2 separate regions of the Homo sapiens genome follow, and region 1 is linked to region 2. Evidence: chromatin loops called from intact Hi-C (ENCODE). Cell type or tissue: dorsolateral prefrontal cortex. All regions are shown on one strand. Each heading gives the region's core, and the rest is flanking DNA. Links, peaks and the distances in the headings are about the cores only.

The links. Hi-C counts contacts between places; a loop is a spot of excess contacts. Peaks named below come from ENCODE experiments on the same cell type or tissue, not always from the same donor. Only the 100,000 strongest peaks of a DNase experiment are listed, where the experiment ranks them.
Region 1: it touches region 2 in a loop (9-fold over the local background); 5 of 110 quality-filtered maps call a loop at or near these places.

Annotation. Positions count from the first base shown.
Region 1 is chr7:75,593,458-75,604,499 of GRCh38, reverse strand. HIP1 (huntingtin interacting protein 1) reads left to right here. Exons shown (of 31, transcript NM_005338.7): 2 at 5,253-5,316. Among named protein-coding and RNA genes, the nearest start is that of SPDYE5, 110 kb to the right of the region's middle. RefSeq lists enhancers at 626-1,576, 7,568-7,707, 8,622-9,569. In dorsolateral prefrontal cortex, for the core only: a CTCF peak has its summit at 5,075 (motif pointing left); DNase peaks (open chromatin) are centred at 5,069 and 5,419; H3K4me3 peaks cover 1,534 bases; H3K27ac peaks cover 5,000 bases.
Region 2 is chr7:75,682,192-75,694,448 of GRCh38, reverse strand. All of the region lies in intron 1 of HIP1 (huntingtin interacting protein 1), which reads left to right. Among named protein-coding and RNA genes, the nearest start is that of HIP1, 51 kb to the left of the region's middle. In dorsolateral prefrontal cortex, for the core only: no CTCF peak of the experiment used is centred there; DNase peaks (open chromatin) are centred at 4,470, 5,568 and 6,008; H3K4me3 peaks cover 1,693 bases; H3K27ac peaks cover 4,766 bases.

The DNA.
Region 1 (11,042 bases), core at 2,375-7,374, 89 kb after region 2:
GTCTCACTATGTTGCCCAGGCTGGTCTTGAACTCCTGTCCTGAAGTGATCTTCCCACCTGAGTCTCCTAAGGTACTGGGATTACAGGCATGAGCCACCACATCCAGCCCCATTTCTAGCATTTCCAACTACCTGGTGTGGTCCTCTTCCTCACGGCCCATATTCCTTACAGGCCTTCCCAAACCCCCTGGAACTTAACCATGTCCAGGTCAGCATCTTACAGATTTGGGTTTCTTGTCCTTCTATGTGTTTATATGCCTTGTAAGTCCTTTCTGACTGCAGACAACCTTGATGGGCTCCGGAAGTATGGAGACTTTGCCCAGGGGTCTGTCTGCAGCCAGAATTTTGCCATTGTCATGGTGCCCCAGCCTATGTCATGGTGCCCCTGGCCTATGGTGCCAGGGGAAGAACATAGTTTAAACGGCTGTAATGCACTTGAGGAAATGTACAGGGAAGACAGTGCTTGGGACAGTTCTGTCACTGAGGACTAAGGTCCAGGGAAGGACGTGCTAAGAGGAAGCTGTAAGCACTGCGTCTCCATAGGAGAGAAGTACTGCTTCATGGAGAGGTTTAGGGGAATGAACTTTTCACTTCTTACTTGCATCTTTTTTTTTTTCCTTTTTTTTGAGACAGGGTTTTTGCTCTGTTGCCCAGGCTGGAATGCAGTGGGGGCGATCACGGCTCACTGCAACCTCTGCCTGCTGGGCTTAAGCGATCCTCCCACCTCAACCTCCCTAGTAGCTGGGACTACAGTTGTGCACCACCACACCTGGCTAATTTTTGTATTTTTTGTAGAGACAGGGTTTCACCATGTTGTCCGGGCTGATCTCAAAATCCTGGCCTTAAGCGATCCTCCCACCTCAGCTTCCCAAAGTGCTGGCCAGAGATTCCTTCCTGACTGCTCTTACGCTCACCCTGCAGAGCCAACGACTGTGCTCAGGAGAGCCCCAAATCATGTGCTGTAGGGGAAGCATCGCATGTCATTCTTGTCCTCCCAGAGGACCCCATCTGATGGGGAAAGGACCCTGTAATTAGTTTCCTGGGGCTGTCAACAAATTCCCACTAATTGGGTGGCTGCATTCTCTCACCGTCTTGCAAGGTAGGGCAATACTGTCTCTGAAAGCTCTAGGAAAGGCTCCATTTTTTTTTTTTTTTTTGAGAGTCTCGCTCTGTCACCCAGGCTGGAGTGCAGTGGCGTGATTACTGCTTACTGCACTCTCAACCTCCTGGGCTTAAGCAATCCACCTGCCTCAACCTCCCTAATAGCTAGGACTACAGGCACACACCACCACACCCAGCTAATTTTTGTATTTTTTAGTAGAGACACGGTTTCGCTGTGTTGGCCAGGCTGGTCTTGAACTCCTGACCTCAGGTGATCCTCCCGCCTCTGCCTCTCAAAGTGCTGGGATGACAGGTGTGAGTCACTGCGCCCGGCCGGGAAGGATTCTTTCTAGCTTCTCGTGGCCGCTGGCTGTCCTTGGCATTCCTTGGCTTGTAGACTCATCACTCATCTCTGTCTCATTTCATGCAGCATCCTCCCTGTGTGTCTCTGGATCCCTACATCTTCTTCGAGGATCACCAGTCATATTACATTCCATAATATGACCCTACTCCAGTGTGACCTCATCTTAACTAATTACATCTGCAAATGCCCTATTTGTAAATAAGATCATATTCATAGGTACGGGGTGGGGGGGGTTGGGCGTGATTATATATTTTTGTGGGGCGGGGGTATACAATTCAACTTACAACAGAGGTTATACTGTTTAAAAATCAAGTCTGGTCAGGAGAAGAAAATATATAAGGAGATATGAATTTAAGAACATATTCATTAGCTGGGCGTGGTGGCAGGCGCCTGTAGTCCCAGCTACTCGGGAGGCTGAGGTGAGAGAATCGCTTGAACTCAGGAGGCAGAGGTTGCAGTGAGCCGAGGTCACGCCACTGCACTCCAGCCTGGTGACAGAGCGAGACTCCGTCTCAAAAAAAAAAAAAAAAAAAAAAAAAAAGAGCATATCTGAGAATTTAGAAAAACAGCAGCTGGATGTGGCAGTGTGCAGCTATAGTCCCAGCTACTTGAGAGGCTGAGGTAGGAGGATCACTGGAATCCAAGTGTTCAAGTCCCGCCAGCCTGGGCAACATAGCAAGACAGCGAAACCCTATCTCTTTTGAAAAAAAAAAAAAAAAAAAAAAAAAAAAAGCTGGCCAGGTGCTGTGGCTCACGCCTGTAATCCCAGCACTTTGTGAGGCCGAGGCGGGTGGATCACTTGAGGTCAGGAGTTCGAGACCAGGATGGTCAACATAGCGAAACCCTGTCTCTACTAAAAATATAAAAATTAGCCAGGCATGGTGGCATGCGCCTGTAGTCCCAGCTACTTGGGAGGCTGAGGCAGGAGAATCGCTTGAACCCAGGAGGCGGAGTTTGCAGTGAGCTGAGATCATGCCACTGCACTCCAGCCTGGGCAACAGAGTGAGACTCTGTCTAAACAGAAAAAAAAAAAAAAAGTTTTTATTTCCAAAGGATAGATTCCTAGGAGTGAGATTACTGGGTCAAAGTTTTTTTTTTTAACCTTTCATTATAGAAAAGTTCAAACGTATACAAATATGAAGACTAGTCCAAGAAGCCCTGGTATAGCCCCAGCATCAACAAGGAACTTGTGGCCAAACATATATCCTATGGACAAGGGGTCAGCATTTTCTGCAAAGAGCCAGTTAGTAAATATTTTAGGCTTTGCAGGCCGCATGGTCTCCATCGCAACCATTCAACTCTGCCTTTGTAATGCAGAAGCAGCCTCAGCTGATATTAAATGAATACGTAAATGCATGAGAGTGGGTGAATTCTAATAAGATTTCTTTTCTTTCTTTCTTTCTTTTTCTTTTTTTTTTTGTTGTTGTTGTTGAGAGTTTTGTTGTCGCTGAGAGCTCTCTCAGCCAGGCTGGAGTGCAATTGTGGAATCTCGGCTCACTGCAACCTCTGCCTCCCAGGTTCAAGCAATTCTCCTGCCTCAGCCTCCCGAGTAGCAAGTAGCTGGGATTACAGGCGCCCGTCACCACGCCCAGCTAATTTTTGTATTTTTAGTAGAGATGGGGTTTCACCATGTTGGCCAGGCTGGTCTCAAACTCCTGACCTCAGGTGATCCACCCACCTTGGCCTCCCAAAGTGCTGGGATTACAGGCATGAGCCACTGTGCCCGGCCATAAGCTTTATTTTCAAAACCAGGTGTTAGTCTGGTCTGGTTGTGGCTTGTAACTGTAGTTTGCTGATCCGTGGGTCTATACCATCAACCACCAGACTTTTTATTCTCCAGATTATTTGAAGTAAATCTTAGACATTGTATCATCTTGCCAGTAAATATTTCAGAATGAACCTGTTTAAAAAAAAAACAAACTCTTTAAAAATTAACCACAACATATTTATCACACCTAAAAGTTTAAAGGTAATTCCTGGCTGGGGACAGTGGCTCATGCCTGTAATCCCAGTGTTTTGGGAGGCTGAGGTGGGAGGATCACTTGAAGCCAGGAGTTTGAGACCAGCCTGGGCAACATAGTGAGACCCCGTCTCTACCAAAAATGAAAATAACTGAGCATGGTGTCATTCGCCAGTAATCCCAGCTACTCAGGAGGCTGAGGCAGGAGAATCGCTAGAGCCCAGGAGTTGGAGGCTGTGGTGAGCCATGATTGTGCCACTGCACATCAGCTTAGGGGACAGAAAAAGACCCTGTCTCAGGACGAAAAATAATAATAATAATAATAAAAACTAGAGTTTTTTCAGCCCCTTTGCAGAATTTTCCGGGAGATACATTCAAGAAAACCAAGATGTAGAGAAGTCTATATATGACAATCTAATTTTTGTAGAACAATGGCAAAATTAACCTCTTCAGTATGTAGGTATTTATGTGTATGTGTGGGTGTATGTATGTGATACATAACAGGTTTTTAACATGGGTTATAGGGATAGAATGACATCAAAACAGAAAAAGGAGAAAATCTGTACCTAAGAAAACAGCCTACATGATATAATCCCTTTTCTGTGTTTGTGCAAATGGTACTCCTATGTATATGCACTTTGCAAAATTAAAAAGAGTTATGATTTGGCCGGGCACAGTGGCTCACGCCTGTAATCTCAGCACTTTGGGAGGCAGAGGTGGGAGGATCATTTGAGGTCAGAAGTTCGAGACCAGCCTGGCCAACATGGCGAAACCCCGTCTGTACTAAAAATACAAAAATTAGTTGGGCATGGTAGTGCACACCTGTAATCCCAGCTACTCGGGAGGCTGAGGCAGGAGAATTGCTTTAACACAGGAGGCAGGGGTTGCAGTGAGCCACGATCACACCACTGCACTCTAGCCTGGGCGACAGAGTAAGACTCCGCTCAAAAGAGAAAAAAACAAGGCCTGTAATCCCAGAACTTTGGGGTTCGCAAATCACCTGAGGTCAGGATCTCGAGACCAGCCTGGCCAACCAACATGGTGAAACCACGTCTCTACTAAAAATACAAAAATTAGCCGGGTTTGATGGCGGGTGCCTGTAGGCCCAGCTACTCGGGAGGCTGAGGCGGGAGAATCGCTTGAACCCGGGAGGCAGAGGTTGCAGTGAGCCAAGATCGGGCCACTGCACTCCAGCCTGGGTGACAGAGCGAGACTCCTCAAAAAAAAAAAAAAAAAAGTTAACGATTTTAAAAACGATTGAGAGGGAATGTTTAATGTCCCTTGATGTCATTAAGGAAGTACAAGGGAATTTGCTTAGAAGTTGGAAAATGCCCAAGAGTGTGGGAAAACAAAGACTTAGTGACCACCGCCGGTGCTGGCCAGCCGGAGAAGGCTCTGTGGAAGGTTTGGAGGGGAGAGAGGGGCAGCTGGATGCTCTTGGGCCACGGTCGCTCCCTGATCTCTGCGCCTCTTCCTCCTGCTCCGGGAGAAATAATGTTTCCCTGGGGGATGAAAAGCATCTCTTTGTGCGGGCTTTAATTGCCATGTTGTTGTGCCAAGGGAGTGAGTGGCAGGCGGGAGCAGCAGCTGGGCACAGCCAATGCCAGGCAGTGGTGCCCACTCCCTCAGGACGGCCCAGCCAGCTGGCTCCTGGGAGCGCTGCCCACCTCTGCCCCCAGCTGGGCGCCTGCAGAGGAACCGACCACCCGTGGGGCTGGGGGAGGTTGGCTGGAGGAGGAGAAAGGGGCGGGCATCTGGGAGGGTCTCAGCCACTCTCAGAGGCTTATTCATCTCATCCTCCTTTCCCTCCCCCCTTCTTGTTTTTCAGACTGTCAGCATCAATAAGGCCATTAATACGCAGGAAGTGGCTGTAAAGGAAAAACACGCCAGAAATATCCTTTTGGATGTTGCTTGGAAGACCGACCCTGAGGGAGGTCAGCTCATGGGGACTGAGGTCAGGGCCAGGCTGCCTTGCTCAGCTCCAGGAAGGGGCAACCCTGCACAGGCCAGGTCCCTGCAGCTTCTGATGACGGCAGCTTCTCAGAGAGGGCTGGCTGCAGAGACCACAGACCTTCAGGGTGGCAGACACCAAAAAGGCTGTGGAGCCCAGGCCTTTCAACTTGCCAAAGATCCTGCTCCTTTCCTTAAGGACTTAAGCACTCCTTTTTTTCTTTTTCCAAAAGGGGTCTTGCCGTGTTGCCCAGGCTGGAGTGCAATGGCGTGATCATAGCTCACTGCAGCCTCAAACTCCTGGGTTCACGCAATCCTCTCGTCTCAGCCTCCCGAGTAGCTGGGACTACAGGTGTGCACCACTATGCCTGGCTAATTTATTTTATGATTTTTAGAGATGGGGTATTGCTCATTGCCCAAGCTGGCCTCAAGCAATCCTCCCTCCTCTGTAACCCCAAAGTGCTGGAATTACAGGGGAGAGCCACTGCACCTGGCCGACTCAAGCTTTGTAGAACCTCATAGTCACTTGAAAGTTACTTTCCTTTGAGAGACCTCCTGGGGGTCAGGAGGGATCTTCACCTATATTCAAAGCCCTCCAGGTCCTTTCTTTGCCTTTACAGGAACACAGGGACCACTCCCCTGGGGGTTGCATAATCAATAGTTATCTCCTTTTCTGAGCATGAAAGCAAAAAAAAAAGAAAAAGAGAGTTTTTTTTTTTTTTCTTTTTTGAGACAGAGTCCCACTCTGTTGCCCAGGCTGGAGGGCAGTGGCATGTTCTCGGCTCACTGTAACCTCTGCCTCCTGGATTCAAGCGATTCTTGTGCCTCAGCTTCCCAAGTAGCTGGGATGACAGGCGTGTGCCACCACACCCGGCTAATTTTTGTAATTTTAGTAGGACCGGGGTTTTGCCATGTTGGCCAGGCTGGCCTTGAACGCCTGGCCTCAGCCTCCTAAAGTGCTGAGATCACAGGCATGAGCCACCATGCCTGGCCGAAAAAAAGAAAGTCTTAGCTTCAGAGGTTGGTTGGCCTTAAACTGAGGCAGGGGCTCTCTACCTTCGTGAACAGGTTCAACCTATGCCAGGGGGAAGAAGACAAGAGCCTTGAAGTGGATTAGGGAATGGGTGACTTGAAAGCCCTCTGTAAGCCCACCACACCCAGGAGCAGCCTGTGGCTTTGTAGAGAGGTGCAGGACCATGCTGGCTGATGAATCCCTAGGAATCTGCCTTTGAGTTGCAGAATCCAGGAACTGGAGCGCTTAATCCCCAAAGGCTGAAGGAGAGAGTCTGCCAGGGGGGTGGCTAAGCTTTTAACTCTCTGTGTGCTGGGCCAGAGCAAGGTGGAGTTCCGGGCAAGCAGAGTTGGGACTTTTTTTTTTTTTTTTTTGAGACAGAGTCTTGCTCTGTCGCCTAGGCTGGAGTGCAGTGGCATGATCTCAGCTCACCGCAACCTCCGCCTTCCAGGCTCAAGAGATCCACCTGCCTCAACCTCCCAAGTAGCTGGGACCACAGGTGTGTATCACTACCCCTAGCTAATTTTTGTATTTTTAGTAGAGACGGGGTTTTGCCATGTTGCTCAGGCTGGTTTCAAACTCCTGAGCTCAAGCAATCCTCCTGCCTTGGCCTCCCAAAGTGCTGGAATTACAGGCATGAGCCACCGCGCCCAACTTCGGAGGCCGCACCCAGCCTCAGAGGCTGGACTTCTGTCTGCAGTGGGAAGCTTCTCCTCACCTGGGCTCTTGGTTACTGTGTCACAGCCAGGCAAGCCAGAGCAGCTTGTCCCGAAGCCTTCTAGCCTCAACCCCTAGAGGCGACCCTCCAGGTTAGATAGCCAGAGAAGCCCAGCATTGCTTAGTGTGATATATGAACTGCTGTTTGCTAGAGGGAAAGCAGCTTGCCTTTAGTGGGAAGATGCTTTGGCTGGAATTAGGATGGCGGCTGCAGAACCTCTCTGGGGTAACCCAGAAGTCCAGCCCTGTGCGAGCCTAGCTAGATCTTGCTCTTTTTTTCCCCAGAAAGACACAGGCCCCTTGGTTTCCTGCATCACGTTTGGTACCCTTGCGATGATTCAAAGCAAACCAAGAAAAGCCTTTATTTTAAACGGCCCAGTGGATTTTCTCAGAGGAAATGACTCAGCCCTGACCCTTACCTACGAATAATTTGTGATCAATCTGATAAAAGATATGAGTAAGGGAGAGACAGTTATCATCAGGCAGTGTGCTGTTCAGGACAAGACATGGGTGCAGAGAGGCCAGGCCTGCAGCGGCAGGGTCAGGTCACATGCTGCCGGGAGGCTCCCTGGGAGGAGGGAAGGGGCCCTGCAAGGAGATTCTGACATTCTGCCACTGGAACTCTCGGGCTCACTCTGGGACCTTGAGTGGGGCCTCCATGAGTCTTAGGTCACTTTCTGTTCAATCAAAGGTTGGACAAAGAAGATTTCAGGCCAGGTGTGGTGGCTCATGCCTATAATCCCAGCACTTTGGAAGGTGGAGGCGGATGGATGACCTGAGGTCAGGAGTTCGAGACCAGCCTGGCCAACATGGTAAAACCCCGTCCTACTGAAAAAACAAAAATTAGCCAGGTGTGGTGGCAGGTACCTGTAATCCCAGCTACTTGGGAGGCTGTGGCAGGAGAATCACTTGAACCTGGGAGGCAGAGGTTGCAGTGAGCCGAGATCGTACCACTGTACTCCAGCCTGGGCAACAAGAGCAAAACTCTGTTTCAAAAAGAAAAAGATTTCAAAGATTTAACAGTCCAGCCCTAACATTCTATGAGTCTCTGATTCATAATTTCTAAATGGTGAATAAATGTTGAAAAATCAACTCCATACAGTAGGGTTTGAAATGCCTAATTAAAGATATCCCAAAGCTTTTTTTTTTTTTTTTTTTTTTGAGGCAGGGTCATGCACTGTCACCCAGGCTGGAGTGCAGTGACACAATCAGTTGGAGGCTCACTGCAGCCTCCAACTTTTAGGCTCAAGTGATCCTCCCACCTCAGCCTCCTGAGTAGCTGGGACTATAGGCACATGCCATCATGCCTGGCTAATTTTTTATAGAGATGGGGTCTCACTGTGGCCCAGGCTGGTCTTGAACTCCTAGCTAGGCTCAAGCAGTCCTCCCGCTGGGCCTCCCAAAGTGCTGCAATTACAGGCGTGAGCCACCATGCCCAGCGCATTTATCTATTATCAGGTCTTTTATCAGCTGCCTTAGATACAAACTGAATAAGCATTAGGAAGTCTGACTTCAGAAATGCTGCTTACACATTTATCACAGATGCCTAAATGGTGAACAGGTTGGCCCGCCACCTTGGTATTCACTCCTGGAGGGCTGGGGACTGAGTCTTATTTTTCTTATTTTCTTTTTTTTCTCCCTGAATGGATTTTACAGGCTTTGACACATACTTGGGGCATAAAAATGCTTATATGTGAAAGAATGCCAGAAAGGCATTATTTCTGAATTATTTCAGAAATCGCTCCTACACCAAGGCCAGGCACAGTGGCTCACACCTGTAATCCCAGAACTTTGGGAGGCCAAGGTGGGTGGATCTCTTGAGGCCAGGAGTTCGAGACCAGCCTGAGCATCATGGTGAAACCCCGTCTCTACTAAAAAAAACAAAAATTAGCCGGGCATGGTGGCGGGTGCCTGTGATCCCAGCTACTTGGGAGGCTGAGGCACGAGAATCACTTGAACCTGGGAGGTGGAGGTTGCAGTGAGCCAAGATTGTGCCACTGCACTCCAGCCTGGGCAACAGAGCGAGACCCTGTCTAAAAAAAAAATAGAAAGAAAGAACGAACGAGAGAGAGAGGGAGGGAAGGAAGGAAGGGAGAGAGAGAAAGAAAGAAAGGAAGGAAGGAAGGAAGGAAGGAAGGAAGGAAGAAAGAAAGAAAGAAAGAAAGAAAGAAAGAAAGAAAGAAAGAAAGAAAGAAAGAAAGAAAGAAAGGACTCCTACACCAAAAGCTGATTTTAGCTTCCAGACCCAAACATCTGTTTAAGCCCACCCCTCTCTAAATGAAGATGTCATCGAGGAAAGGAGCTTTATGGTATCTTCCAGTTCAGAAGCAAAATAACATGTGCTCTGGGTGAGTCATTTAGTTTCCTACCTGAGATGAGTCCTTCTGCCCTAAATGACAGTGCACTTGCGACCTAGCCTTGCTGAGTAAAGCCTAAAGTTCCGGGCACAGAGTTGTCCTAACAACTGACAGTGCCCAGTTACTGGGTCTGTGAATCTTGTTGAAGCACACAATTACAAAAGTGGAAATTCTCTCCTCACTCCAAAAAGAGCTCACTAATGACAGAGATCTGGAATAGCCGAACTTAAAATCATGTGAGGCCAGAGGGACATTTGTTTATTTTTGAGATGGAGTCTCGCTCTGTCGCCCAGGCTGGAGTGCAGTGGTGCAATCTTGGCTCACTGCAACCTCCATCTCCCAGGTTCAAGTGATTCTCCTGCCTCAGCCTCCCGAGTAGGTGGGATTACAGGCATGCACCACCATGCCCGGCTAATTTTTGTACTTTTAGTAGAGACGGGGTTTCACCATGTTGGCCAGGCTGGTCTTGATCTCCTGACCTCGTGATCTGCCCACCTCGGCCTCCCAGAGTCCTGTGATTACAGCCGTGAGCCACCACGCCCAACCCTGATGGACATTTATTACATGCAAACTGACAACTATCTGCAGAGGGTGGGTGTGTTTGGAATCAGGCCTGGGGAGAAGTGGTTCCAGGATCCCATATATGGGGAATTCAAGGTGTGGAGAGATTGAAGGTGACCCTGAACAGGGCCAGGCAGGTTTATGGAAGAAGTCGGGTGTTCAGGTTTATGGAAAGGGCTTTTGTTGTTGCTGTTGTTGTTGAGGCAGAGTTTTGCTCGTTGCCCAGGCTGGAGTGCAATGGCATGATCTCGGCTCACTGCAATCTCTGCCTCCCGGGTTCAAGCAATTCTCCTGCCTCAGCCTCCTGAGTAGCTGGGATTACAGGCATGCGCCACCACACTGGGCTAATTTTGTATTTTTAGTAGAGACGGGGTTTCACCACATTGGTCAGGCTGATCTCAAACTCTGACCTCAGGTGATCCGCCCGCCTCAGCCTCCCAAAGTGCTGGGATTGGAGGTGTGAGCCACCGCGCTCCACCCTGATGGACATTTATTACATGCAAACTGACGACTATCTGCAGGGAGTGGGTGTGTTTGGAATTAGGCCTGGGGAGAAGCGGTTCCAGGATTCCATATATGGGGAATTTAAGGTGTGGAGAGATTGAAGGTGCCCCTGAACAGGGCCAGGTGGGTTTACGGAAGAAGTGGGGTGTTGAGGTTTACAGAAAGGGCATTTTAAACAAAGATTGCTGCTGTCAAGGCAAGCAAAAGGCTGGCTAAATGGAAAGGGGCTGGGAGATGCTGCCTGGAGGAGGAGCCAAGGGGTCAAGGTGCAGGACTCCCTGCAGGGACCAAGGTCCTTGATGAGGAGCAGAAGCACACTCTCACTTTTTTTTTTTTTTTTTTTTTGAGATGGAGTCTTGCTCTGTCACCCAGGCTGGAGTGCAGTGGCGTGATCCTGGCTCACTGCAACCTCCACCTCCCGGATTCAAGCAATTCTCTTGCCTCAGCCTCCTGAGAAGCTGGGATTACAGGCGCCCACCGCCACGCCCAGCTAATTTTGTATTTTTAGTAGAGATGG
Region 2 (12,257 bases), core at 3,404-8,403:
AAGTATTTGGAGTGGCAAAAAGAGAAAACAGACAATAGAGGTAAGGAAATGAAGTTGTGCAAGAACATTAACCAGAAACACATCTGCCGACCACGCATGCCCAGCATAATAAATGACAGAGGATACACCAAGGTGTAGCACTGTGAAATTTTAGAACACCAGGGTTAATGAGGGGATTCCAGAAGCGTCCAAAGAGGAAAAACAGGCATCTAGTAAAGAAATGAGAATTGGGGCCGGGCGCGGTGGCTCACGCCTGTAATCTCAGCACTTTGGGAGGCCGAGGTGGGTGGATCACGAGGTTAGGAATTCAAAACAAGCCTGGCCAACATGGTGAAATCCCGTCTCTACCAAAAATATAAAAATTAGCCGGGTGTGGTGGCACGTGCCTGTAATCCCAGCTACTGGGGAGGCTGAGGCAGGAGAATCACTTGAACCTGGGAGGCGGAGGTTGCAGGGAGCTGAGATTGCACCACTGCACTCCAGCCTGGGTGGCAGAACAAGACTCCATCTCAAAAAAAAAAAAAAAAAAGAAAAGAGAATTGGATAGTTCTGAACTTTTCAAGAGCCACACTGGATGCTAGATATTGCTTGTCATCAGCATTGGTGCAGTGCAGGGAGTGATTTATTTTCTTTCTTTCTCTCTCTCTTTCTCTCCCCCTCCCTCCCTCCCTCCCTTCCCCCGAGTAGCTGGGACTACAGGTGAGCGCCACCATGCCTGGCTAATTTTTGTATTTTTTGTAGAGACGAGGTTTTGCCACGTTGCCCAGGCTGGTCTTGAACTCTTGGGCTCAAGCAATCCTTCCACCTCGGCCTCCCAAAGCGCCAGGATTACACATGTGAGCAACCGCGCTGGCCAGAAAATCATTTTAGTCTGTTATTTCATACCCAGCTAAACAACTAGTAAAGGGTGAAAACAGAGCAAAGTCATTTTCAGAGAATTCAAGGTGCAAAAAAATGTATCTCCATGAATCCTTTTCCCTGGAGGGCACACTTCGGCAAGACAAGAGGAAGAGAAGATGACAGCCAGAAGAAGTGAGTGCGGTACCAAGGGCACTGGCGTGGGGGGTGCCTCCTGGAAACCAGGCGCCCCGCAGAATGCCTTAAACAATGGGATATTTGGGAAAAGAATGTCTGTGGCACAAAGGAAGGTGTACAAATAAAACAACAAAGGAGTTACTCCAAGAAAAACACATTGAACAAGAATGGAAATGTAAGCATAGTCTTTCACTTAGTCCTGTTTCGAATGCCGTTTGCAATTTGCATCATAATTTTTTTTTTTTTTTTGAGACAGGGTTTCGCTCTGTTACCCAGGCTAGAGTGCAGTGGCATGATCTCGGCTCACTGCAACCTCTGCCTCCCTGGTTCAAGTGATTCTCGTGCCTCAGCCTCCTGAGTAGCTGGGATTACAGGCGCGTAGCACCACGCCTGGCTAGTTTTTGTATTTTTGGTAGAGATCAAGCTTCGCCATGTTGGCCAGGCTGGTCTCGAACTCCTGACCTCAAGTGATTTTCCCGCCTCAGCCTCCCAAAGTGCTGGGATTACAGGCATAAGACACCATGCCCGGCTGCATCGTCATAATTTATACACTGATTATTTACTAAAATATTTGTGTAACTCTTGTTCAGAAGATGGGGAAGAGAGATGATAGGATATCCAAGAGAATTATGTCGTATCTGTCATGATAGAAAGTACTTAGGTAATATTTAAAATTAATAAAGTGTCTGGGCGCAGTGGCTCATGCCTGTAATCCCAGCACTTCGGGAGGCCAAGGCGGGCAGATCACATCATGCCAGAAGTTTGAGACCAGCCTGGCCAACATGGTGAAACCTCATCTCTACTAAAAATACAAAAAAAAAAAAAATTGGCCAGGCGTGGTGGTTCATGCCAGTAATCTCAGCTACTCAGGAAGCTAAGGCATGAGAATGGTCTGAACCTGGGGGGCAGAGGCTGCAGTAAGCCAAGATCGCGCCACTGTACTCCAGCCTGGGTGATAGAACAAGAATCTGTCTCAAAAAAAAAAAATTAGCCAGGTATGGCAGTGTGTGCCTGTAGTCCCAGCTGCTTGGGAGACTTGAGGCAGGAGGATTGCTTGAGCCCAGGAGTTGGAAGCTGCAGTAAGCTATGATCAAACCACTCCACTCCAGCCTGGCCAATACAGCAAGACCCTGCCTTAAAAAAAAATCAATAAATAATTAAAGAAAAAGGAATGCAGATATATTAATTGAAAATATCAAGTTTATCATTACTGGCCAGAAGGGAAAAGAGGTTAAAAAGCAAGACTGCCTTTGGGGAGTGGAATTGGGACGGGGGGAGACAACGGAAACTGGAAACTGCTGGCTGCTTATTAGAAGCTGTGCCTAGCAGTTGGTTGGTTGGTTGTAATTGAGGTAAAACTTGCACAACATAAAATTAATCATTAACCATTTTAAAAGGTGCAGTTCACCATTCAGGACTTCCACAGTGTTGTACAGCCCCCACCTCTGTGTAGTTCCAAGATACTTTCACCCCTCCCCACCCCCTGCAAAGAAACCATAGTGCCCATCACACAGTCACTCCCTATTCCTCTGTCCCCTCCTTGCCAGTCCCTGACAACCACTAGTCTTCTTTCTGTCTCTATGGGTTTGCCTATTCTGGAAGTTTTTTTTGTTTGTTTGTTTTTTGAGACGGAGTTTTGCTCTTGTTGCCCAGGCTGGAGTGTAGTGGCACGATCTCAGCTTACTGCAACCTCCTTCTCCCGGGTTCAAGCAATTCTTCTGCCTCAGCCTCCTGAGTAGCTGGGATTACAGGTGCCCGGCTAATTTTTTGTGTTTTTAGTAGAGATGGGGTTTCACCATGCTGGCCAGGCTGGTCTCAAACTCCTGACCTCAAGTAATCCACCCGCCTCAGCCTCCCAAAGTGCTGGGATTACAGGCATGAGCCACCGCGCCCGGCCCTATTCTGGAAGTTTTTTGTTTTTTTGAGACAGAGTCTCACTCTGTCACCCAGGCTGGAGTGCAGTGGCTTGATCTTGGCTCACTGCAACCTCTGCTTCCCAGGTTCAAGCGATTCTCCTGCCTCAGCCTCCCAAGTAGCTGGGATTACAGGCACGTGCCACCATGCCCGGCTAATTTTTTGTATTTTTAGTAGAGACAGGGGTTTCACCATGTTGACCAGACTGGTCTCGAAATCCTGACCTCAAGCGATCCTCCTGCCCGGGCCTCCCAGAGTGCTGGGATTACAGGGATGAGCCACCATGCCCGGCCCTTTTCTGGAAGTTTTATGTAAATGGAATCACACACGTGTGACCTTTTGTGTCCTGCTCCTTTCGTTTAGCATGTTTTCAAGGCTCATCCACACTGGAGCATGTATCAGAACTCCATTCCCGTAATGGCTGCACAACATCCCATTGCATGGATTAGACCACCTTCGTTTATCCATTTCATCTGCCGATCCACATTTGCTGCTTTGGAACTACTGTGAATAGTGCTACTGTGAACATTCCTGTACAAGTATTTACTTGACTACCTGTTTTCACTTGTTCCACATGCATATCTAGGAGTGGAATTGCTGGGTCGTATAGCAATTCTACGTTTAACTTTTTTTTTTGAGATGGAGTTTCACTCTTGTCGCCCAGGCTGGAGTGCAAATGGCGCGATCTCGGCTCACTGCAACCTCTGCCTCCCGGGTTCAAGCAATTCTCCTGCCTCAGCCTTCCGAGTAGCTGGGATTACAGGCATGCACCACCATGCCCGGCTAATTTTGTATTTTTAGTAGAGATGGGGTTTCTCCATGTTGGCCAGGCTGGTCTCCAACTCCTGACCTCAGGTGATCCACCCATCTCAGACTCCCAAAGTGCTGGGATTACAGGCATGAGCCACCACGCCCGGCCCTGTGTTTAACTTTTTGAGGAATAACCAAACTTCTCCACTGTGGTCACACCATTGCACATTTCCACCAGCAGTGTACAAGGGTTCCGGTTTCTTTACATTCTTGCCAACACCTGTTATTTTCTGTTTTTAAAAATTATAGCTATCCTAGTGAGTGTGAAATGGTATCTCATTGTGGTTTTAATTTGCATTTCCCTTATAGCTAATGATGTTAAGCGTCTTTTCGTGTGCTTATTGGCTAGTTGTATGTCTTCTTCAGAGAAATGACTATTCAAGTCCTTTACCTTTTGTGTGTGTGTGTGTGTGTGTGTGACAAAGTCTCACTCTGTCACCTGGAGTGCAGTGGTGCAATCACCACCCCCTGCTGCCTGAGCAGCCTTGTGCTCAGCCGATCTTCCAACCCCAGCCTCCTGAGTAGCTGGAACTACTACAGGCATGTGCCGCCAAGCCCAGCTAATTTTTAAAATTTTTTTGTAAAAATTGGGTTTTGCCATGTTGCCCATGGCTGATCTTGAAGTCCTGGGTTCAAGCGATCCCCCGCCGCCTCAGCCTCCCAAAGTGCTAGGATTACAGGCATGAGCAAGAAAGACCCTCTTTCGGAAAAAAAATAAAATCAAATCATGCCATCAGGGCTGCAGACCGGGAGCCAGGGCTCGCAGATCCCCATGTGTGCCTAGTGACGAATGACGATGACACTATTTACAAGGTTTCCACTTGTAAATTCTGTGCTGAATGCCATTTAGCACACCCCTCACAATCCACTTAGTTGACATCCCTCGTCCCACAGCCAGTCCTGGCTGAGGTTGCTCAGAGAGATACCTAAGGGAGAAGTATCGGAGTACCTCTTTCAACAATAGCCCTCCCCCTGGATTTGTTCTTGTGGTTTCTTTGTGGAGGCACAGCTGCAGTCGAAAACTGTACTCCAAGGAGCGTGTCCTTGAATGCCACGGCACAGCCAACATTTTTATTTATATATGCATATAATGTATATCTATGAACACACATTTATATATATGTGCATGTATGCATGTATAAATAATTTTCTACAGTGAGTTGATATTACCTTTATTTATTTATTTGAGGCGGAGTCTTGCTCTGTTGCCCAGGCTGGAATACAATGGCGCAATCTCAGCTCACTGCAACCTCCCCCTCCCAGTTTCAAGCAATCCTCCTCCTTCAGCCTCCCAAGAAACTGGGATTACAGACGCACTCCCATACCCAGCTAATTTTTGGATTTTTAGTAGAGACGACATTTCACCATGTTGGCCAGGCGGGTCTCGAATTCCTGACCTCAAGTGATCCTCCTGACTCGGCTTCCCAAAGTGCTGGGATTACATGTGTGAGCCACCGTGCCCGGCCTATTTTTAAATATATTTTAAATTTTTTTAATTTTATAATAAAGATAGGGTCTCACTATGTTGCCCAGGCTGGTCTCCAACTCTTGGGTTCAAGTGGTCCTCCCACCTTGGCCTCCCAAAGTGCTGGATTACAGGCATGAGCCACCGCGCCCTACCTTTATTATAAGGCAGAAATCGAGGCCCACCTGTGTCTCTCTTTGGGCGTACACTCTGTTTGTTTGCTTTCACATCATGGTGACTGGCTGCCGGCAGGCTGCCCAGAGGCTCTGCAGTAGACAGGGGTCCTGCGCGTGGCTGCAGGGTGGACCTGAGCCAGGGGACCTCAGAGGACAAAGGGGGCCTTGATGAAAGCCCCGGTCAGCTGGTCAGTAGGAAGCACTGCTGCTCTGCTTGTCACCCAAGTCAGGGACACGCCGGGGCCACGGGGCCACTCTCTGCTGCTGGTTCCTGGGGAGGCTCTGGAATTTGAAGCTGGCTGTTGGGGGGCAGAGCTGGGAGGCCCGTGCAAACAACCTCCCACCTGCTGGTTTGGTGCAGCTGTCCCGGGAGAGGACCAAAGGCCACCGAGGGAGGGAGGAAGGGAGTAGGCAGCTGCTGGTGGTGGGCTCGGGGCCAGACCCGGACGGCGGGTGGAGGGTGTGCGTGGGGGGCCTGACAGGTGGGGCTTTGTGTCCTGGATGCCCAAGCAGATCTCCCCTTAGTGCGGCTTCCTGTCAGCCGGGCTGCACTTGTGCGCTTGGCTGCCTGCCCGTCCCCCACCCGTCGAGGGGCTCCACCGACAGCTCATCCCCCCCACCCCCTGCAGACGCAGCATGATGGACTCCCCTGGGAGCCCGGACCCGGCGCGCCCCCGGCCGTTCTTCCTTGGCTCTCATTGTAGGGCTGAGGGACTTCTGCGTGTGTGGTGAGGAGTCTCCCTTTCCCTCCACCCAACAGCTCTGCAAGCTCCTGCCCTGCCCCAGGGGAGGAACCCCTGGTGGCTTCACAAGGGCGGTCCCACCTCCCGGATTGTGGCCCACGGAGGGGTGTTGGTGGTGTGGGCAGGTGCTGTGTTGCATCCAGGATGAGGGAAGAACCACAGTCTTTGCCCTCAGTTTAGTGGAGGAGAGAGACTCCTAACTAACAAGTAGACTGAGTTTAGTGGCTGAGGTGTGGAGGGGATGGTAAGTGGCCTTCAGGGGGACAGGAGGCCTCTTTCTAGTTGGGGAGGATAAGCTTACAAAAGTGGTACCACATGGGCTAGCCTGGAAGAACTCTTACAGCCCAGGACTCAAGAGAGAAAATCCAGCGCTCCAGAGAGAAAATTCAGCAGTGAAAACATCACATGGAAAGGCCTGGAGGCATGGGAGACAGCCAGGTTCTGGGAACACGGAGGGTTCAGGAGTAGGGGCTGGGAAGAGAGGAAGGCACCATGGAAAGGAGGCTGGGAAGGAAGGTTGGGCCCAGCTTGTGGGTCATAAGAGACTTTAAAGGTGGAGAGACTGGCAAGAGCCAGATGAGTTTTTTGTTTGATTGTTTTGTTTTGTTTTGTTTGAGACGGAGTTCCGCTCTTGTCTCCCAGGCTGGAGTGCAATGGCGCCATCTCGGCTCACTGCAACCTCTGCCTCCTGGGTTCAAGCAATACTCCTGCCTCAGCCTCCCATGTAGCTGGGATTACAGGTGCCCGCCACCAAGCCTGGCTAATTTTGTATTCTTAGTAGAGATGGGGTTTCGCCATGTTGCCAAGGCTGGTCTCGAACTCCTGACCTCAGGTGATCCTCCCGCCTTGGCCTCCCAAAGTGATGAGATTACAGGCATGAGCCACCGTGCCCGGCCCAGATGTGTTTTAGAAAAATAGATATTCACAGCAGGATAAAGAAGAGGTGGCAACAAGAGAGACCAGCAAGGAGATAAACTGGGAAGTTATTGTAAAAAGTTCAGACATGAGAAAGGTACTGGGGGCCAGCCACAGGGATTGGCTCCTGCTTCTGGGAGGTGCCTCTAGACTCCTGGAGGGAAGGCCAGGGGCTGCCTGAGACTTTCGGTAACAGCCTCAGAGTGGTCGAGGATTCGACCCAAGTTCCACTACCTTTCATTAGGGATGTTTTGTAAACTGTCAAGTGCTGTACAAATGTCCATTTGTTTCTCTTTTCTCCTTAATGAACTTCAGAGACCAGAACAGAAAATCCTGCTGCCACAAATACCAGAAATGCTCGATAAAGAAAACAAATTTCCTTTTAGACACATAGCAAAGCTCATCAGGCTGGGAGTAGTGGCTCATGCCTGGAATCCCAGCACTTTGGGAGGCTGAGGGTGGAGGATCATTTGAGTCCAGGAATTTGAAGCCAGCCTGGGCAACATACAAGACCCTGTACCTACAAAAAAAAAAAAAAAAAAAAAAAGAACTAAAATAATACCAGGTGTAGCAGCATGCACCTGCACTGTAGTCCCAGCCACTTGGGAGGCTAAGAGGGGAGGATGGCTTGAGCCCAGGAGGTCAAGGCTGCAGTGAGCCAGGATTGCACCAGTGCACTCCAGCCTGGACAAAAGAGTGAAACTCTGTCTCAAAAACAAACAACAACAAAAAAAAAATGAGAAAAGAGAAGGAAAATAAATGGTCATCAGTTGATAAGAAAATCCCTCTCTCTCCTTCCTTATCTCCTTCCAGCATTTTCCAGGGCCCTTCCCAAATACCAAATAAGCTCCCTGCGCTGACATCCTTGTCTCAGAGTCTGCTTCCATGGGAACCCCAGCTAAGAGGAATTCTTCAATACATGACGCTAGAGCAACTGGTTCTGCACAGGGAGAAATAAAATTAGAATATTACTTTATGCCTTAACTACAAATAAATTCCGAGTGTATTAAAGGCCTAACTGCGAAAACCAAAGCTTTTAAACTTTTCAAAAAAAATACGAGAGAATATCTTTATGATCTTAGTTTCAATAGGGAAAAAAATTCTTAAGACACCAAAAGCATATAAATAAAGGAAGATGTTGATAAAATTGACAACCTTGTCAATAAAAGATGCCATTGTACATAAAAAGGCCACAGGCTGGGGCCGGGTGCAGTGGCTCACGCCTGTAATCCCGGTACTTTGGGAGGCCGAGGCAGGTGGATTACTTGAGGCCAGGAGTTCAAGACCAGCCTGGCCAAAAAACACTCTCTCTACTAAAAATACAAAAATTAGCCAGGTGTGGTGGCACACACCCGTAATCCCAGCTACTAGGGAGGCTGAGGCACAAGAATTGCTTGAGCCTGAGAAGTGGAGGTTGTAGTGAGCCAAGATCACGCCACTGTACTCCAGCCTAGGCGACAGAGACTCCGTCTCAAAACAGAACAACAACAACAAAAAAAGGCCACAGGCAGAATAAGCTATTTGTGGTAGAGAAAACTGACAGGCCGGGCGCAGTGGCTCATGCCTGTAATCCCAGCACTTTGGGAGGCCGAGGTGGGCAGATCACCTGAGGTCAGGAGTTCAAAACCAGCCTGGCCAACATGGGAAAAACCCGTCTCTACTAAAAATACAAAAATTAGCCGGGCGTGGTGGCGGGTGCCTGTAATCCCAGCTACGTGGGAGGCTGAGGCAGGAGAATTGCTTGAACCCAGGAGTTGGAGGCTGCAATGAGCTGAGATTGCACCATTGCACTCCAGCCTGGGCGACAAGAGCGAGACTTCGTCTCACAAAAAAGAAAACTGACAAAGAATTGGGAATCAGAATATATGAAGAACTAGCACAGAGCTATAAGAAGGAAACCGCAACCCAGTGGAAAAGTGGGCAAAGACATCAGTAGGCATTTCACGGAAGAGGAAATGTGAACCGTAGGGAGCACACGCAATACCATTTCACAGTGGAAATTTAAAAGCCCAACAAAACAAGTGTTGGTGAGTAGATGGAGCGGCTGGGGCACCTGTTCCCTGGTGTTGGAATTGTCCATTGTCTTCACTACTATGGAAATCAATTTGGAAATAGAAGTTTGGCTTTTGGGGTTTTTTTTGGTAGAAACGGGGTCTCACTATGTTGTCCAGGCTGGTTTCCAACTCTTGGGCTCAAGCGATCCTCCCACCTCAGCCTCCCACAGTGCCAGGATTACACTCTGCCTAGCCTGGAAATATATTTTTATTTTTATTTTTTATTTTTATTTATTTATTTTTTTTGAGACGGAGTCTCGCTCTGTCACCCAGGCTGGAGTGCAGTGGCACGATCTCAGCTCACTGCAAGCTCCACCTCCTGGGTTCATGCCATTCTCCTGCCTCAGCCTCCCGAGTAGCTGGGACTACAGGTACCCACCACCACGCCTGGCTAATTTTTTGTATTTTTAGTAGAGACGGGGTTTCACCATGTTAGCCAGGATGGTCTCGATCTCCTGACCTTGTTATCCGCCTTTCTCGGCCTCCCAAAGTGCTGGGATTACAGGCGTGAGCCACCATGCCTGGCCAAAACAGATTTTTAAATGTGCATGCTTTGAGCCCCAGTGTTTCCCTTCTAGGGACATGTGAACAAGGATGTATGATCAGGATTATTCACTGAAGCGCAGAATAATTCATTTTTAATTGTAAAAAGTCAAAAGCAACCTAAGTGTTCATCTATGTGAGGGTAGCCAAATACGTTGGTACAGTGGGATACTAATCAGTGGTTTATGTTTAATCAACATGGATTAGCACTGAAAAACTGTGAATACTGGGCCCAAAAAAGCAAGTGGGAGTTCAGCTTCTGCTTAGGATATACGAAAACAAAAGAGAGGGCATAGCTGAAATGGTACTGCTGTTTATGTACTTTTTTTTTTTTTTTTTTTTTTTTGAGACGGAGTCTTGTTCTGTTGCTCAGGCTGGAGTGCAGTGATGCAATCTCGGCTTACTGCAACCTCTGCCTCCCGGGTTCAAACTAGTCTCCTGCCTCAGCCTCCCCTGTAGCTGGGATTATAGTTGCGCGCCACCACACCTGGCTAATTTTTTGTGTTTTTAGTAGAGACACGGTTTCACCATGTTGGCCAGGCTGTTCTCAAACTCCTAAGCTCCGGCGATCCACCTACCTTGGCCTCCCAAAGTGCTGGGATTACAGGTGTGAGTCATCGTGCCCAGCCTTTTTGTGTGGTTTTTTGTTTAATATAGAGATGGAGTCTCACTATGTCGCTCAGGCTGGTCTTGAACTCCTGGCCTCAGGCTGGTCTCGAACTCCTGGTCTCATGCAATCCTCCCGCCTCAGCCTCCCAAAGTGCTGGGATGCGTGAGCCACCATGCCTGGCCAAGAGAAGGAATACACTTCAGAGAACTACTTAGCTTGTTCAAATTCATGTAGCTGGTTGGCTGCAGAGCAAGGATTCCAGAGAACTACTTAGCTTGTTCAAATTCATGTAGCTGGTTGGCTGCAGAGCAAGGATTCGACCCAAGCTCCACTACCTTTCATTAGGGACGTTTTGTAAACTGTCAAGTGCTGTACAGATGTCCATTTGTTTCTCTTTTCTCCTAACTTCAGAGACCAGAACAGACCCTTTAACAAATTGGGAGCAAGTGTCCTTTTTTCTACAATGCCAGGTGGCAAGGATGGGGAGGGATGGGAGGTTCACAGATGTCAGTGACCTCCAGCATCAGGTGGAGGACGTGGTGCTATGGGATGGGGCATGCTGCACCTCCAGAGGCTCCGGGCCTCAGATATCCTCCATGCTGGAAAGGTGGGAGCTCTGAGTGGTCTGTTTTGAGCCAGCTTCCTCCTGCCCCTCCAGCTTCCCCAGGGTGCATCTGCACACACAGGTACACACACACACGTCCACATACATGCACACGCCCTGCTCTCCTGTGCACTCCCAACGAGTCCGAGTAAATGCCTTTGCTTCTCTTGCTTGCTCTTTGGCTCAGGCCAGGAACCCCTTTTGGGGTCACAAGGGACCATTACAGCTCATTTGGTCAAAAAGCCCCCATCCAGTGCCCCCAACCAGCACCTCGAAGACCCTTCATAAATCTCAAGTGAGGCCGGGCACGGTGGCTGACACCTGTAATCCCAGCAGTTTGGGAGGCTGAGGCAGGTGGATCATGAGGTCAGGAGTTCGAGACCAGCCTGACTAACATGGTGAAACCCCCATCTCTACTAAAAATACAAAAATTAGCTGGGCATGGTAGCGCACGCCTGTAGTCCCAGCTGCTCGGGAGGCTGAGCAAGAGAATCGCTTGAACCTGGAAGGCGGAGTTTGCAGTGAGCCGAGATCGCACCACTGCACTCTAGCCTGGGCGACAGAGCGAGACTCCATCTCAAAAAAAAAAAATCTCAAGTGAATGACGAATACCTCTTGCAGGTAATTTAAATCCTCTGGCCTCCCTCCCAAAGTCCTTAGATAGCACGCCCCATCCCATAGCACCATGTCCTTGCTGACCAGCAGAGCGGGGACAGATTAGCACACAGTCCCTCCAGCGCAGCAATGTGGGGACACATTAGCAAGGAGGAGGTGGCAACATGGACAGAATAGCTTGCTCCTGTTTCTGAGTTTTGTAGCAGGTGTGTTTTTGTAGCAGGTGAGTAAGGTATGTATTTTCTCGCTCTATCAGTGCTTTTTTTAAGCATTCCAGGGTTAAAGACCTGCATACGCAACTAAAACTCTTGTCTCCTGGGAAATGGGAGTATTAATTCCCTCTGGGCTGCTGTTTTTTGTTTTGTTTTGTTTTGTTTTGTTTTCTGTCTGTAAAATGAGGATGTTGGCCAGGCACCGTGGCTCAATCCCGTCATCTCAGCACTTTGGGAGGCTGAAGCAGAAGGATGGCTTAAGCCCAGGAGTTCAAAACCAGCCTGGGCAACATAGTGAGATCCCACCTTTAGAAAAAAAAAAAAACTAGCTGGCTATAGTAGCATGTAGCCTCCTGTAGTCACAGCTACTGAGGAGGCTGAGGCGGGAGGATCGCTTGAGCCCAGGAGTTCGAGGCTGCAGTGAGCTATGATCGCACCACTGCACTTCAACCTGGGTGACACAGCAAGACACTGTCTCTTAAAAAAAAATGATGATAGGCTGGTGGGGGTGACTCATGCCTGAAATCCCAGCACTTTGGGAGGCCAGGTGGGTGGATCATG